Regions from separate parts of the Homo sapiens genome. Here region 2 is linked to region 1. Evidence: chromatin loops called from intact Hi-C (ENCODE). Cell type or tissue: heart left ventricle. All regions are shown on one strand. Each heading gives the region's core, and the rest is flanking DNA. Links, peaks and the distances in the headings are about the cores only. Region 1 overlaps LINC01387 (long intergenic non-protein coding RNA 1387). Region 2 has its middle 53 kb from the start of LRRC30.

What was found. Hi-C counts contacts between places; a loop is a spot of excess contacts. Peaks named below come from ENCODE experiments on the same cell type or tissue, not always from the same donor. Only the 100,000 strongest peaks of a DNase experiment are listed, where the experiment ranks them.
Region 2: it touches region 1 in a loop (15-fold over the local background); 10 of 110 quality-filtered maps call a loop at or near these places.

Annotation. Positions count from the first base shown.
Region 1 is chr18:6,539,469-6,548,658 of GRCh38, forward strand. The region is part of intron 2 of LINC01387 (long intergenic non-protein coding RNA 1387); the gene reads left to right. Among named protein-coding and RNA genes, the nearest start is that of LINC01387, 33 kb to the left of the region's middle. In heart left ventricle, for the core only: CTCF peaks have their summits at 4,052 (motif pointing right) and 4,253; no DNase peak of the experiment used is centred there.
Region 2 is chr18:7,173,161-7,182,350 of GRCh38, forward strand. No RefSeq gene overlaps it. Among named protein-coding and RNA genes, the nearest start is that of LRRC30, 53 kb to the right of the region's middle. In heart left ventricle, for the core only: a CTCF peak has its summit at 4,172; no DNase peak of the experiment used is centred there.

The DNA of each region.
Region 1 (9,190 bases), core at 3,046-5,545:
CAGCTTGACATGACCTGTCTTAACATTGAAACCAAGTCACTCTAACTGGCGGTGTCTTTTTTTGTGGCTTTTTTGTTTTAGTTTCTGGGACAGATTCTCCTTCTGTTGCCCAGGCTGGAGTGCAGTGGTGCCATCATAGTTCACTGCAGCCTCCATCTCCCAGACTCAAGCAATCCTCCCACCTCAGCCTCCCGAGTAGCTGAGACCACAGGTGGTGCCACCACACCTGGCTAATTTTTTTTATTTTTTATTTTTTGCAGAGACTGGGTCTCGCAACGTTGCCCAAGCTGGTCTTGAACTCTGACCTCAAGTGATCCTCCTGCCTTGGCCTTCCAAAGTGTTGGGATTAGAGGTGTGAGTCACCACTCCTGGCCCTAACTGGTGTTTTGAAAACAGATCAAAGGACAACAACTGAGGAAGCGGGTGACCAGTTGGAAGGCTATTGCAACGAGCCAGGTGACTGTGACACAGGTGGTAAATGGCCGGATTCAGGATCGATTTTAAAGGCAGAGCTGATGAGTTTCGAGAGAAAGAAAGGAATGAAGGATGATTCCAAAGCTTTCCACCTGAGCAGTTAGAAGAATGAAGTTGTCATTTGTTAACAATGGGCAGGACTGTGACAAAAGCAGATTGGTCTGTTCTGATTGTGTAAGATTTGAGGTGATGCGGAGGGCAGGGTTGAATATGAGCTGAGGAGAGACTTGTGGGCTGGAGATACAAAATGGGACTTCCTACACATGTGGAGAGAGAGAGAGTGTGTGTGTGTGTGTGTGTGAGAGAGAGAGAGTGTGTGTGTGTGTGTGTGAGAGAGAGAGAGAGAGTGCTTTTCTCCAAGGCTGGAGAGGGTGGACAAAAGAAGGAAAGAAAAGCTAAGCAGAACACTAAGGCTTAGTTTCTGCCATTTCTCTAAAACGTTCACAAAAGTTGGTAAAAGTTCTTAACATTTTACAACATTACCTCGACCCTCACATTCTCCACGTGACAAGTACTCCGCTGTTCATGTGCTTTCCTAGGTTTCCAATAAACCAGTGAACTCTTAGGAATGTCTCAGACATTGCTGATTTCATCATTTTAAAAGATTTTCAAATACTGTTGGTGTGTGGAACTCCGTGGAAGCCAAAACCTGATTTTGTTTTTTTATTGATTTTTATCTCACCATTTCCTGTACACACTGTAGGTTGGGAGTTTATTTTTTATGACTTTTTCTTTGCACAGTTGGTGAGTGCTGGCATTTAAAAAATATTTTTAATAAAAAACAATTGAGGAAGTTGCACTGAATCCTGAATAGGTTTATGCCCTAGTTCTTTAGAACTTTTGCCATTTTCTGAGAGCTCAATGCTAAATTGATTACTGACTGCCTCCCAAAGAAACCCCAGTCAAGCAATTGGTATGTGAAGGGAAATTTTCCAAAGGACACACCTAACATTTGTCGCATTAGACTTTCCACTGTCTCCTTAAAACAAGCTAGATCACCTGAAAATTATGCAGGTATCTATTTGCCTCCTGTATGTGTCGTGAGTAAATACATCACGAAGCTTTAAATCTCATCCAAAGCCTTGCTTTTTAAAGGGCTCAGATGCAGTTTATACAAATCTTCGGAACTGTGGAAATGATTTGGATAATTTTATTACTTTAATTTTTCCAAACAGACAAAGGGCAGCATTGTGTGCTGGCCTTCGCTACATGAGAACTTCCTGTTTCTCTAATGAGGGTTTAGATGTTTCAGGAGTAAGTCAGGATGTAGTCGGTCTTAGCGAAGAGTGGAGCAATTGTATACTTGGAGGTGTCCCTTGTCTGACACAGGCTGCTACGAACGGCTGCCTTCCCATCTGTTCCCAGCCTCACACACTGCCTGGAGTGGTGGTTCCAGAGCCCCCTACAGGGGAGCACTTTCCTGTTGCAAATTACACACTGCCTGGAGTGGTGGTTCCAGAGCCCCCTACAGGGGAGCACTTTCCTGTTGCAAATTACACACTGCCTGGAGTGGTGGTTCCAGAGCCCCCTACAGGGGAGCACTTTCCTGTTGCAAATTACACACTGCCTGGAGTGGTGGTTCCAGAGCCCCCTACAGGGGAGCACTTTCCTGTTGCAAATTACACACTGCCTGGAGTGGTGGTTCCAGAGCCCCCTACAGGGGAGCACTTTCCTGTTGCAAATTATCGGGGTTTTCTGCTCTGTACTGAGACTTGCCCTTTGTTGCCTTTGTTCTTTTGGGGCCATCATACACCCAGAGGCAAAAATAAGGAAAGACATTACTCCTGCATTTTTACCTACGTTTGGATGGAATGAAATCTGTGAATGCAATCCCATAAATACATGTTTGAACCAAAGCAAGACACTATCACCACAAGAGGCATGAGGGAAGCATGCCAAGGGGAAAAAAAAGCAGAGAAAAGGGCATCCGCTATTACGAAGTTGTGATAAGCATTGTGAAGTTTCAAAAAAGAAAATAATTTAGGAGCTCTAATTAAAACAAAAAAAAGAAAAAGAAAAAAAAAGCTGGATTCAGTGGCTCACGCCCATAATCTCAGCACTTTGGGAGGCAGAGGTGGGCGGATCACTTAAGATCAGGAGTTAGAGGAAGCCGGGCCGAATGGTGAAACCTCGTCTCTACTAAAAATATAAAAATTAGCCAGGCATGGTGGCAGGTGCCTGTAATCCCAGCTACTCAGGAGGCTGAGGCAGGAGAATCGCTTGCACCCAGGAGGCAGAGGTTGCTGTGAGCCGAAGTCACGCCACTGCACTCCAGCCTGAGAGATAGAGTGAGACTCCAACTCAAAAGAAAAAAAAAAAACAAACCCAAACCTTAGGCTCCCCTGGCTGGTGGCGGCCCCTCATCACATTCTTATAATTAAGGCAAATAACTGGCTTCATTATTTTTTCTAAGTCACATAGTGCTAAAATAAAGTAATTTTTTAAGGATCTGCTTCAATTGAGTATTTTAGTATTCCATCCTCACAAGACTCGCTGTTTAAATTGTAGGCAGTGTGTAATAGAAGACTCACAGGATCCTGACATTCACGTGTTATTCACATGCTATTCCTCCCGATAGGATTGGGCTGCAAGTACAAGGCTATGCATTGCTCACCAAAACATTTTTAATCTCAAAGCAACTTTGACGTTCTTACTGGCCCCTTAATAGGTACTAAAGGTTGATCCCAATTTATCTGAGAGGATGTTTTGGTGTTAAGAAGCTCCCAGTCTGACATCTGAAACCAGCAAGCTGGGGAGCGTCTTTAGGATTTTAGTCCTGTTTTATTACAATCTCCAAACATACTGGACAGACTTCCTTGCACTGCAGTCTGCGTGTCACCTGAACTGTAATGTTGCCAATCTTTCTCCTCTAGGTTCTAAGCAACTGGGCCAAGAAACTGCTGAGTCTATATTTGAATCTTTTTTGGGACTTTCCAGAAGCTCAATAAATATTATTAAACTGAAATACACTAAATAAGTACTTACAATGCCAAAAACCTTTTCTATTGATGTGCATATTTTGATTTCTTTTGTCAGAACTTCAAATTTATAAATCATATTATTGTTACCAAAGATGAATGAGAGTTTATCTGTCTTGGAGAGGAACATATGTAAATGAGGATATGAATGACTACTTTTAATTTCATGAAAAAAACGTACATTGCAACCAACAATTTGCATTGTAAATATTATAATTAGAGCAGAGACAATCCCTGGCAATCTTTGAAGAAAGGCTGGTGAAATCTTTTCAGAGAAAGCTTTTATTTTCCTAAGCAGCCTACATAGAGATTTAATCTGATTATTTAGTTAAGTTCGTAAAGATGAGCTTTTACAAAGCCTTAGCAAAGCCCATTCATCTTGCTAGTCCCTTACCTGAAGAATAGAAAAATAAAATGTACTTTATTTTATAAATGTTTACTTAGATTAGATTCCTTTTTCCTGCACATCTTGGTTTTATTTATTTTATTTATTTATTTTTTTACGACCTCTAAGGACCAAATCTCCAGCCTGTTAGAAATGATGCTATGTCACCTAACATTTTACGTAAAATTGCTATTGAAATAACCACTAGATGGCAGTGAATTGGCATAAAAATGAAGGTCTGGCAAGAAGATGCCCACTAGTAATTCAAAGGGGCAACAAAACAGTCTGTTCATAGATGCTCAACACCTTTCTTCCCCTCAGCATCCACGTAGCACTGAAGATTACTAGAAACCGTTGCTCACCATCGAGGCGGTGGCTTGACAGGGTCAGTGGATAGGACAATGACGAGCAGGGTGCAGCTACCAAGCCCTATATAGAGTGAAATGAACTTGAGCTTTGGAATCAAGCAGCCTGAGTTTGGGTCTTTGCTCCCTCACTAGCTAGGTATGGGATCTTGGATGAATTGCTTAACTTTGCCAGGCCTCAGTTTCCCTATCATTAATGCAGCAATAGTAATAATACCTCCTTCGTGGGTCAGAATGGAATGAGATGCTGTGCGTAGAGCACCTTGGAATGAGATGCTGTGTGTAGAGCACCTTGCATATAAAAGGTGCTTCAAATGACTGCTAGTACAGAATTTTCCAGGTCATCCAGAATTTTTCAAATTTTCAAATAATAAAATAAAACCTAAATCATATACTTGGGCTGAGTGAGTGTGGGGCAGCACTCTATAATAAAACACATTTATATTTCTGTAGCAAAATATATTCATACTAAATGGAATACATAATATATCCAAATATCAGTTCAGGTCAAATGTCACCAAATGAGTTAGAAAAATTCTTGGTGTTTAGAATTTTGGAGATTTGGGGATTGTAGGTAAGGGATTGTGGGTTGGAACTATCTGTTTATAAACCATGTCTTCATGGCCCTATATGCATGGCCCTATATGCATGGCCCTATATGCATGGCCCTATATGCATGGTCCTATATGCATGGCCCTATATGCATGGCCCTATATGCATGGTCCTATATGCCTATGAGCATGAATGCCCCAAGTAGGGGTGGGGAGAACATTGAGCTGCCCCTTTTATTTCCACATCGTTCTCATCATCCTGGGTAAACTGCTATGCTGACTACTCCCTCTAGACGATTTTGATTTTGGAATTTGTGTCTGACAAAATGACTGCATAAAAAGCAGGGGAAAATAGGTAATTTTCTGTACCCAAGCATAACTCTTGATGAAGAAAAAGGCTTATATCAGAGCAGGCAGGATGAGCTCAAATTTAGAATAATAGTGTTTACCAAGTAAAATCATAGTTAAAATTTTTCTCCCAGGCAAGTTTTATCTTAAAAGCATTGATAGAGGCACAATGTTCTAGGAAAGACAACACCAAAAAGATGTTGAAACCTTGTTTTGGGGAACTTGTTTGTTCCAAGTATGTCACCTTCAAATTTCTTCTTAAAATATCTTTAGCAAAGTGTTTTCAATCATTTTATTTGTGATTGTGCAGCCTCTCCTCCTAGACTGTCAACCCTCAGGGACAGAAATCAAACTTTCTCCTGTTTTTCTTTCTTTGTAATCTTCGTGAAGCTGATGACTTGCATAGCAAGTTCTGTGTTTAAAGATGTTAGAAATATGCAGGCTTTCTTAGCTCTAAATAAGAAAGATTCTTCAATGGTAGTCCAGGTATTCTCAGGGAATAGGTTAGACACATTTGGGAGTTGCATGAACCCTTTCAGAAAACAAATACATTGGATATTACCCAAGAAATGAAATTAATCTTAATGGTTTGAAAGAGCTGGAGGCAGGGATTATACAATGAACAAATCTTTCTTTATATAATCTGGTGGAGGATTTCTTAGCATTTTGTGCACATAAGGTCTAAAATAAAAACCCATCCTAAAAAGTAATTGCATAAACTAAGAGCAACTTTAGCTGTATTTCATCAAAATTAGTAGCATGGGGGAACCATGCCCACAGTGCTCTGTAAAAAGCTGCCTATGTTTTTTCTGAATGGGAAAAATAGGGTCATGTTGGCATAGTGGCTGGCAAGAGCAGATGATCAGTCAATGAAGGTCAATCAATTGATCAATCAGTCAGTCAATTGAATGGAACAACAAACTGATCATGGGCTTCCCTTGTGGAAAAATCTCTGATGGTCTCTAAGAGCCTACAGGACAAAGCCCAATTCCACAGCAGGGTGGTACTGGCCCTGAACAGTCACTTCTCAACCTACCTATTTTCAGTCTCATCTCCCTATCTGTAAGCCACTTTGGGATATCCGTTCAATATCCTCAGATTTTCTTGAATTCTGTCTCTCAGTCTTTCCTTTTCCTTGACTATCCTTTCTCCCCACCTCATCCTTCTCTGCCGTTCTCTGCTGGTTAACAGTCTACTCATTCTCAAAGGTCCAATATAAATAAACACTACTCCAAGGAGACTTTCTGTGCTGTCCTAACACTTTCTACATCAGACCACTTTAAGCATTCTGTATTTTTACCACTCTCATTTGTGAACTCTGACGGGTTTCAGGGAAGGATTATTATCTCTTTTATTTATTTTTTATTTTTTGTACGACAGAGTCTGGCCATGTGGCCCAGGCTGGCCTCGAACTCCTGTCCTCAAGCAATCCCCCTGCCTCAACCTCCCAAAATGTTGGGATTACAGGCATGAGCCATCATGCCCAGCCAGAAGGAGTACTTCTTACTTATCTTTGCATCCTAGTACTTTGCATATACGGTAGTTGGAAATTAATGGGCATTTAATGTATTTCCTGTTATTGATGAAAAATTGAGTCAAGCATGGTTGAACTCACTGGCATAAAACCTGTGGCAAACATATAAAGAGAAATAACAAGACTTCTTTATCACTCTGTTCTTCCACTCCTGGAGTCCTAAGTTTATAAATGAGGCAAGTCAGAACAGCTCAAGGTTGCACAGCTAATAAGTAGTAGAATCTTGGCGTTATATCAAGTATCCAAATGCCAACTCAGTGTGCTTTCCATGGTTCTGTCTCTTACAAATGAAAAGGCATAAAGGCCACTTCACGTGGACATGTCATCATCCCCACGTGGTACCACTTAATGGTTTTCCAAGTTACTCTGTGGATAAATGTAAATTGTGGTATCCTCTTCTTTCTTCTTTCTCATAACTGGGTAAGTTAATATCCCAGGGGAATTATTTTGGCATGTGGAAGAACTATTAAAAGAAGTTTCATTTGGCAAACCTCAGTAGCGATGCAGAGGACTGTTTCAGAGGTTTTGCTTTACAAGCTTCATGCACTTCTAATGGCCACTTTTCAAGAGATTGGCTGGCTGACCGGGGCTGGGTGAATCAATGACTCCCTTGTATCTGCAGAAATGCAATAGCTTCTCTTGACTTAGAACACATTTATGTCAGGGGTTCATATTTAAGTTCCATTGTGTTTTCTCTATTAATTTAAAAGGAAACTGTACAAATAAATGTATCTATGTTTTAAAATGTTTGATGGCGCAGATGTAACACAAGATGTCACTTTTTTTTTATCTATTTGAGTGACTAGCTTCATTTTCCAGTGTCAGTTTCACTACAGTGAAGATTGTGTATCTTCTTTAGGCATGTGTAACTTGGTAAAAGTCCAGCTTCATAGCTTGTCATGAATTTTGGCGTATTCAATTCTCTAGTTGCTTTCTGAGGATTTTTCTAAGTGACTTTTTCAAAAAGGCACACAGTTAACATAAACAAAGATTTCACTGTCTTCCTTAGAAGCATAAATTTTGTGCACCGTATGGTTTATCACTTCAAGACTCCCATCCTGAAAATCCATCATATTATCCTATGACTATTCTAGGCTCTGTTATCATTTAGTTAACAATTATTGGTAGTTTATTTTTGGAATGCTTTACGTATAATATTTTGGTTTTGATTAAAAAAATTTCATTATGGTAAATTCCAAATGTGTTCAAAAGTTGAAACAATAAACCAACATGTATTCATCTCCTAGCTTCAAAGATTATCAACTCATGGCCAGTCTTGTTTCCTCTGTACTCTGACACACCACTTGCCTCCTCTCTGAATTATTTGGAAGCAAATTTCAGACATCCCATCACATTATATCATCTGTGAATATCAGAGAAATATGTGTGCATCATATGTGTGCTTATGTATGTTTTAAAAAAAACAAGTACTTCCCTTTTTAACTAAGCACAATACCAATAACTACCCGTCAAAGAGCAATTTCACAATATTGTCAAACAGCTTGTCAGTATTCAGACCTCCCTCATTGTACATACATGTCTTGTATAGTTTGATTGTTCATACATAGCCTCTGATGAATGAGTCATTGAAGTCTCCTTTTATTTACAGGCTCTCACACTCCTCCCCACCTCCACCCCTTCTCTCATAAACTGGGTTGTTTGTCCTGCAGAGTTTCCCACAATGTGGATTTGCTAATTGCATCCCATGGTGTCATTGAACAGATCTGCTCCTTTCTCTCTTGTACTTCCTGTGAAATGGTATTTAATGTCTAAAAGCTTGATTAGATTTCAGTTTGTTTTCTTCCCAAGAATTCTTCATAGATAGTACTGTATACATCCATCTGGAGATAAATAATATCTGGTTGACTCTCTGTATGATGTTAGCTACATTGATAATTATTGCCTGGATTTATTAATCTACTAGAGTTTGCAAAATGATGATATCTTATCATTCCATCATTATTTATCAGGTGGAATAGTTCTACAAAGAGACACTTCTCTCAACAACTATTTGATTATTTGAGATAAAACTGATATTGGAAAGACAGGATAAATTCTTGATTCTTTCCCTTTAATTATTAGTTTTCAAAATAAGCGGGTTCCCTGATGTCTTTAAACACAACCAAACACTTAACATACTTGATATGTTTTAATCCAGTGCATTATAATTATTGATGCTCAAAGTGCCCTATAGTTAGCCCATAAACTTTATTTAATTTATAAACTGAGTCCTTTTGATATGATCCTAGTAATATTCAATAGATTGTTTGATATCTGGTTTGAAAAAATGTTCTGGCCGGGCACAGTGGCTCACGCCTGTAATCCCAACACTTTGGGAGGCTGAGGCGGGCAGATCATGAGGTCAAGAGATCGAGACCATCCTGGCTAATAAGTGAAACCCTGTCTCTACTAAAAATACAAAAAATTAGCCATGCACGGTGGCACATGCCTGTAGTCCCAGCTACTCGGGAGGCTGAGGCAGGAGAATCGCTTGAACCTGGGAGGCAGAGGTTGCAGTGAGCTGAGATTGTGCCACTACACTCCAGCCTGGGCAA
Region 2 (9,190 bases), core at 3,148-5,647, 630 kb after region 1:
AGAGGAATGGAGACGGGGTGGGGAAGGGGAGGTAAGAGAGATGGGGGAGTGAATGGGAGGCCCCTTAGGGATGCCGTTCATAGCAGAGGGCTCCAGAATTGAGCGTTGTGATTTTGCATGCGCTCTCCATGACAGCCCTGTGAAGCACACGGAAGAGACTGCAGGCGGGCAGCGGTGAGGCTGGACGTGCGGCAACCTGCTTGCCCAAGGATATGCCCGGAGGTGAGCCAGGGTCTCTCAGGCCACGCCTGCGGCACATCTGATTTCTCCATGAATGCTGAAGTCCTTTGAGGGCTGAGAATAGATTCTGATAAGATTAACAGCAAGAACTTGCTATCTTCCGGGCCTTGAGGTGAGGCAACTATCCCCAAATCTCACACGCCATAAGCGACAGAGCCCTGGAGAGCCCAGGCAGACCAGCTCTGCTTGGCCACGCTGCCTCATCTGCCTCTGGACCACGGCTTTCTTGTACCAGATTGAGAACCGGGACTGTCTACACCACACAGCTCACTGTCTACAGGAACGTGACTTCACTGGCGTGTTTGTCCTCGTCAACATGAGTTTACTATTCCAGAAAACTCTTGCCACAGAGCTGTAGATAACTTTATCTTTTCAGCGTCTTCTGGAAAGACCCATCAGCTTTTCAATACAAAACATCAAACCCTCTCAAGTCTCTTTTAACCCTGCCTCAGAATCACCGGTTTGCTGTGTCATCCCGCAATCCTCACCTATTACAACATGGTCCTCACCCAAGCCTAATCAAGGCCCCATTCAATGGGAAAACCCACCTGGAATCAGACTTCAGCATCTCAATAAAAATGCCAGCTTTGTCCTCCTGCCTCTGCCTCTTCTTCCTTAGAGTCAGAATCTACAGGGCTTTGTGTGCTTATCAACAGATTGTTTCGGTGACACCTTGGGGAGTTAGCATTTGATAACACAGAAAGAAAAGAGAAAAGGGAGATTAAAAAAAAAGTGGGGGGCCAGGCACAGTGGCTCACGCCTGTAATCCTAGCACTTTGGGAGGCCGAGGCGGGTGGATTGCCTGAGGTCAGGAGTTCCAGACCAGTGCAGCCTACATGGTGAAACCCCGTCTCTACTAAAAATACAAAAAAATTAGCCAGGTGTGGTGGCGTGCACCTGTAGTCCCAGCTACTCGGGAGGCTGAGGCAGGGGAATTGCTTGAACCAGGGAGGTGGAGGTTGCAGTGAGCCGAGATCACGCCACTGCAATCCAGCCTGGGAGACAGAGTGAGACTGTGTCAAAAAAAAAAGAAAAAAAAAAAAAGAAGAAGAAGAAGGACCGTGGGGACATTTCACAAGGGACAAGTGATTATGCCATCTCCCAGCAGTGAAATTCCACCATTTGGGCATGGTGCCCAGATGACACCTGGGACTTTTTTGCAGTTTAGCAGAAGTGGCGGCTGGCCCTGGAATCCAGGGCTGCATGTGCCACCCTTGGGCTCCTTGCATGGGAAGTTGCCGATTCCGAGGAAAGCTACAGTTTCCCTCCTGTGCCCCGAAGGGAATGTTGCATCTGCTGCAATTTGCCTTTGACAGGAAAACACTCCCTCCTTCAGCACCCCACACCCACACCCTCTCCCTTGTCTTCCAACGGTGCCTGGACAAGGAAGCCTGGGCTCTGCAGCTGGGACTTGTGCTGCTCTCGGTGTCCTTGGCTTCTAAGCCACAGTGACTGTCACCCTGGTCATTGATCACTGCTGCCATCTGCTGCCACCACCCTCTTAGGTCAGCTGGCCCAGTGTCTCCCTGCTGGCCTGGCCCCACCTCCCTCTCCAAAGAGCAGAAGCCAACTGTGACTCCATGCGCTCCCCAGCCGGGGCAGTTGCTCTGCTGTGTCGGCCTACGGGGCCCAGGTTTTTCCCTCATAGCAACCACTGTCCCCCTCAGCTCATCCTCCCGCATGTGAATGGCCTTCTGGACCCTCCATGTGGCCCACGCCAGGATTAGGGACCCGCCGGGCATCCCAGGAGCTGAGGGAGAAGTGGGCAGCTGAAGATGTGTCCTTCCATGCCCAGCGATGCTACGGATTGCACACTAACAGGAACCTCATGTTGGATCAAGAATGCTAAGAGGTTTTCTCCCCAGAATCCCAATGGGAAGCAGGACAAGGGAGCTTCTGCCCTCAGCGCCCATCAGCCTGTTCATAGTCAGGCCACAACCCGGTGGCCAGGAGGGACAGTCAGGCCTGTCTCAGTCTGCTGCAGGTGTCATAGCAAAGAATCATGGGCTAGGAGGCTGAAGCGACAGAAACTTATTTCCTCTCAGTTCTGGAGGCTAAAGTCCAAGACCAAGGTGTTGGCAGGGTTGGGTTCTGGTGAGGTCTCTCCTTGGCTTGGATGGCTGTCTTCTCCCTGTGTCCTCAATGGTCTTCCCTCTGTGTGGGTCTCTATGTCCAAATTTCCTCTTCTTATGACATCAGTCAGATTGGATCAGGGCCCACCCTAATGACTTCATTTTACCTCGATCCCCTCTTGAAAGAGCCCTCTGCAAACACAGCCATATTCTGAGGCACTGGGGTTTGGACTGCAGCAGATGAGTTGGGGAACACGGTTCAGCCCTTAACAGACCTCTTCTCTACCGTCTCCCCCGTGCTCCAGCCTGTTCCCTGCACGAGCCAGTAGCTCCCATTGTCCCTCCTTTCTCTTTCTAGATGGAAGTTTTCTTAACATTTCTCTTTTTCTTTTTTCTTTTCTTTGAGCTAACATCTCATTCCGTCACCCAGGCTGGAGTGCAATGGTGCCATCATGGCTCACTGCAGCCTCAACCTCCCAGGCTCAAGCAATCCTCCCGCCTCAGCCTCCCGAGTAGCTGGGACTACAGGCTTGTGCCAGGTTCCTTTTTGTACTTTTGGTAGAGAAGGGGTTTCACCATGTTGCCCAGGCTGGTCTCAAATGCCTAGGCTCAAGCCATCCGCCTGCCTTGGTCTTCCAAAATGCTGGGATTACAGGTGTGAACCACCATGCCCGGCCACATTTCTCTTTCTTTCTTTTTCTTTCTTTTTTTTTTTTTTTTTGAGACAGAGTTTTGCTCTTGTTGCCCAGGCTGGAGTGCAATGGCGTGATCTCGGCTCACCGCAATCTCCACCTCCTGGGTTCAAGCGATTCTCCTGCCTCAGCCTCCCCAATAGCTGGGATTACAGGTATGTGCCACCACACCCAGCTAATTTTGTATTTTTAGTAGAGACTGGGTTTCTCCATGTTGGTCAGGCTGGTCTTGAATTCCCAACCTCAGGTGATCCGCCTGCCTCAGCATCCCAAAGTGCTGGAATTACAGGCGTGAGCCACCGCGCCCGGCCCACATTTCTCGTTCTGATCTACCTTCCCCACTTCCAAAATGGTCTAGTGACTGCTATGGGACGTGACTTCCAGCGGAAAGAAGTGAGAAATCCATTAGTTAAACGTTTTCGACAAATCATCCTCCTTACCTTCAAGTGAGACTGAGGATACCCACAGATAGGCCTGGAAACTGAGTTGAGGAAAAAGGAGGTTGATAAAAAATGGAGCGTGCAGGAGCAAACACGGGGACCCCGAGAGCAGATGTGCTCCAAGAAGATTCTAGAATTGGGGGAAGACATCCAAATGCTGCTGAGATTCTGCAGTTACAAAACGGGTTTATCTAGCCAACAAAAATTCATCTGTCAGTATTCATATAACCTTCCTTACACCCCCTGGCTGGTGAGGGCTGGGTATAACCAGGATTTTTTGAATTGGATTGAAAAAGAGAAAAAAGTAAAAAGTAGGCCTTGTTGATTGACAACATTTTCATGGCCGTTTATTCTTTAATAAGCAGTTTTGGGGCCATTCATCATGTAACTCTTAACCTACTCTCCCTTTCAACTTTAATGAAATGTGTTCCTTGTATGGAATTTTCATAATTTTACTTTCTCTGTTAGAGAAGTTGTTAGGATTTGATGATGAGCTGTAAGCCAGCTGAATATTCTTCAGAAGTTTTCAAGGTATCTGATTGAGTTTATCAGCTTTTTTTTCCTAGCTGCTTTGCTGTCTCTCTGAATAAGCGCTTACAGAGTTCTTTCATAATTGTGCCAAGTATGAAATGATAATGAACCACTCCTAATCAGAAAGTAGCTTCACAGACCAGGCAGAGGCCAGCACTGGTTTACTGAGTAATGAAGGACCAACAGCTCCCCTTAGCGACATAATGGGGGTAGTACCTGCTCACACTAGCTAACAGGAACCCTGTGAAGGGAGCACAAATTCAGATTTAAACCTCATTTTATTGCAGATTTTTACAGGCAGAATAAAAAACTGTAGGTGAAAATATTAATTATCAATTAGGAAGAAGTTACATAACATATTGGTTATTCTTTTTGTAACTGAAAGACTTTATACTATCATGCATACATTTAAATAATGAAATCTGAATAAACACAGATAAAAGTGAATCTAATTATCTTAAAACACTCACTCAACATCAAAATATAATCTCCAGGGTTTATTAAAAGAATAGCTTATTTTGCTAGACTACTGGTAAGAACAAAATATTATTGTGTCCGGAATTGGTGGGTTCTTGATCTCACTGACTTCAAGAATGAAGCTGCGGACCCTCGCGGTGAGTGTTACAGCTCTTAAGGTGGCGCGTCTGGAGTTTGTTCCTTCTGATGTTCGGAGTTTCTTCCTTCTGGTGGGTTTGTGGTCTCGCTGGCTCAGGAGTGAAGCTGCAGACCTTGGTAGTGAGTGTTACAGCTCTTAAGGCGGCGCATCTGGAGTTGTTCGTTCTTCCCGGTGGGCTCTGGGCTCGTGGTCTCGCTGGCTTCAGGAGTGAAGCTGCAGACCTTTGTGGTGAGTGTTACAGCTCATAAAGGCAGTGTGGACCCAAAGAGTGAGCAGTAGCAAGATTTATTGCAAAGAGTGAAAGAACAAAGCTTCCACAGTGTGGAAGAGGACCCGAGTGGGTTGCCACTGTTGGCTCGGGCAGCCTGCTTTTATTCTCTTATCTGGCCCCACCCACATCCTGCTGATTGGTAGAGCCCAGTGGTCTGTTTTGACAGGGTGCTGATTGGTGCATTTACAATCCCTGAGCTAGATACAAAGGTTCTCCACCTCCCCATCAGATTAGTTAGATACAGAGTATCCACACGAAGGTTCTCCAAGGCCCCACCAGAGCAGCTAGATACAGAGTGTCAATTGGTGCACTCACAAACCTTGAGCTAAACACAGGGTGCTGATTGGTGTGTTTACAAACCTTGAGCTAGATACAGAGTGCCGATTGGTGTATTTACAATCCCTGAGCTAGACATAAAGGTTCTCCAAGGGCCCACCAGAGCAGCTAGATACAGAGTGTCGATTGGTGCACTCACAAACCCTGAGCTAGACATGGGGTGCTGATTGGTGTGTTTACAATCCCTGAGCTAGACATAAAGACTCTCCACGTCCCCACCAGACTCAGGAGCCCAGCTGACTTCAACCAGTGGATCCCCCACCGGGGCCACAGGTGGAGCTGCCTGCCAGTCCTGTGCCATGCACTCGCACTCCTCAGCCCTTGGGCAGTCGATGGGACTGGGCACCGTGGAGCAGGGGGAGGCGCTCGTCGGGGAGGCTCGGGCCGCACAGGAGCCCATGGAGTGGGTGGGAGGCTCAGGCATGGCGGGCTGCAGGTCCGAGCCCTGCCCCGCGGGAAGGCAGCTAAGGCCCAGTGAGAAATCAAGCGCAGTGCCAGTGGGCCGGCACTGCTGGGGGACCCAGTGCACCCTCCGCAGCCACTGGCCCGGGTGCTAAGTCCCTCATTGCCCGGGGCCAGCAGGGCCGGCTGGCTGCTCCGAGTGTGGGGCCCGCCAAGCCCACGCCCACCCGGAACTCCAGCTGGCCCGCGAGCGCCGCACGCCGCCCTGGTTCCCCCTCGCGCCTTTCCCGCCACACCTCCCTGCAAGCTGAGGGAGCCGGCTCTGGCCTTGGCCAGCCCAGAAAGGGGCTCCCACAGTGCAACGGTGGGCTGAAGGGTTCCTCAAGTGCCGCCAAAGTGGGAGCCCAGGCAGAGGAGGTGCCGAGAGCAAGCGAAGGCTCTGAGGACTGCCAGCACTCTGTCACCTCTCATTATAACTTAATTTTCATGAGAAATTAATAAATATGGCTCAATAACTGCCATTAATACGTTTGGGGAAAATGATGAAATGCCAAGAAAAGAAAAACGTATCCAATTTTTCTTTTCAAAACTTTCTCTGAGTCTGAACCAGGCTTAGAAGACATTTGTGACATCAATTACTGCCTTTCCTAGTTGCCTCACTCATCTAAATGGAAAATTATTCTGCATAATTCTGAGTTAATATGAGACAAGAGAAAAAATATACCCAGAAGACTTTGAAAGTTAAACTGAAAGAGACCCAAAGGCCAAATTACTCAGAGACACAAGTTGTATGGAGAAATCAAGTCAATAAAGATTTGATGGCCTGGCACAGTGGCTCACGCCTTTAGTCTTAGCACTTCAGGAGGCTGAGGTGGGCGGATCACAAGGTCAAGAGATCGAGACCATCCTGGCCAACATGGTGAAACCCTGTCTCTACTAAAAATGCAAAAATTAGCTGGGCGTGGTGGCGCATGCCTGTGGTCCCAGCTACTCGAGAGGCTGAGGCAGGAGAATCACTTTAACCCGGGAGGCAGAGGTTGCAGTGAGCTGAGATCGCACCACTGTATTCCAGCCTGGTGACAGAGTGAGACTTTGTCTAAAAAAAAAGATTGTGGAGAAGGTTTGACAGAGGAGAAATCACGTCTTCAGACTCTACCAGTACTGAATATGAACGTGTGCTAATGTTATTCATCCACAGTCTAACTGCATTCACTTACCATATTAGATGCAAGCTACCACCAAAGCAAACTGAGAAATGTAAGCCATCGAGAGTTGGTTAACATTCAATATTAACCTACCATTTTTCGCATCCGACAAAATGATCAAAGAGAAGATCAAGCATTGAACCAGAAACTGAAACATTCACAGTTGTTTGAATTTGCAGGCAGAAATACAAATCCAATAATTCAGGGTTAGCTACAGAGTTTCTGATACAAACATGTAGAAAATGAGTTTCAAGGCAATTAGTTTTCATTAGCAGAATCTGATGGATGAAAAACAAATTAAGTCTTAACGTGTGTAATTTCTGGAATAGGATCCAAATTTGGAGTCCTGGCTACCTCCAGCAGTGATTATTTGGGACTGTCTATCCTGCCCAAGCCTTTTAAATGCACCTGTGCTGGCCACAGAAATATGTGGCCATGTGAGACACTCGCCATCTCCGGCTGGAGAGTTAATTAATCCCATCTCCCACTTAACCCTCTGTGCCTCATGGAAGACCTTAGTTCCTTTATTCTGTTCTTTTTCCCTCCCTACATATGTTTTTAAAAACTTACCTGTGATGGGCCGGGCACGGTGGCTCACACCTGTAATCCCAGCAATTTGGGAGGCTGAGGCAGGCGGATTATGAGGCCAGGAGATCAAGACCATCCTGGCTAACATGGTGAAACCCTGTTTCTACTAAAAATTCAAAAAAATCAGCCAGGCATGGTGGCAGGCGCCTCTAGTCCCAGGTACTTGGGAGGCTGAGGCAGGAGAATGGCATGAACCTGGGAGGAGGAGCTTGCAGTGAGCCGAGATAGCGCCACTGCACTCCAGCCTGGGCGACAGAGTGAGACTCCATCTCAAAAAAAACAAAAACAAAAACAAACAAAAAAACAGAAACTCACTCAAAACCGCAGAACTACATGGAAACTGAACAACCTGCTCCTGAATGACTACTGGGTAAATAACGAAATGAAGGCAGAAATAAAGATGTTCTTTGAAACCAATGAGAACAAAGACACAACATACCAGTATCTCTGGGACACATTTAAAGCAGTGTGTAGAGGGAAATTTATAGCACTAAATGCCCACAAGAAAAAGCAAGAAAGATCTAAAACCGACACCCTAACATCACAACTAAAAGTGCTAGAGAAGCAAGAGCAAACAAATTCAAAAGCTAGCAGAAGGCAAGAAATAACTTAAGATCAGAGCAGAACTGAAGGAGATAGAGACACAAAAAAAAACCCTTCAAAAAATCAATGAATCCAGGAGCTGGTTTTTTGAAAAGATCAACAAAATAGATGACCGCTAGCAAGACTAATAAAGAAGAAAAGAGAGAAGAATCAAATAGATGCAATAAAAAATGACAAAGGGGATATCACCACCAATCCCACAGAAATACAAACTACCATCAGAGCATACTATAAACACCTCTATGCAAATAAACTAGAAAATCAGAAGACATGGATAAATTCCTGGACACATACACCTCCCTAAGACTAAACCAGGAAGAAGTTGAATCTCCGAATAGACCAATAACAGGCTCTGAAATTGAGGCAATACTTAATAGCCTACCAACCAAAAAAAGTCCAGAACCAGATGGATTCACAGTCGAATTCTACCAGAGGTATAAACAGGAGCTAGTACCATTCCTTCTGAAACCACTCCAATCAATAGAAAAAGAGAGAATCCTCCCTAACTCATTTTATGAGGCCAGCATCATCCTGATACCAAAGCCTGGCAGAGACACAACAAAAAGAGATAATTTTAGACCAATATCCCTGATGAACATCAATGCAAAAATCCTCAATAAAATACTGGCAAACCGAATCCAGCAGCACATCAAAAAGCTCATCCACCACGATCAAGTCGGCTTCTTCCCTGGGTTGCAAGGGTGGTTCAACAAACGCAAATCAATAAATATAATCTGTCGCATAAACAGAACCAACGATAAAAACCACATGATTATCTCAGTAGTTGTAGAAAAGGCATTTGACAAAATTCAACAGCACTTCATGCTAAAAATTCTCAATAAACTAGGTATTGATGGAGCATATCTCAAAATAATAAGAGCTATTTATGACAGACCCACAGCCAGTATCATACTGAATGGGCAAAAACTGGAAGCATTCCCTTTGAAAACCGGCGCAAGACAGGGATGCCCTCTCTCACCATTCCTACTCCACATACTGTTGGAAGTTCTGGCCAGGGCAATCAGGCAAGAGAAAAAAATAAAGGGTATTCAATTAGGAAAAGAGGAAGTCAAATTGTCCCTGTTTGCAGGTGACATGATTGTATATTTAGAAAACCCCATCGTCTCAGACCAAAACCTCCTTAAGCTGATAAGCAACTTCAGCAAAGTCTCAGGGTACAAAATCAATGTGCAA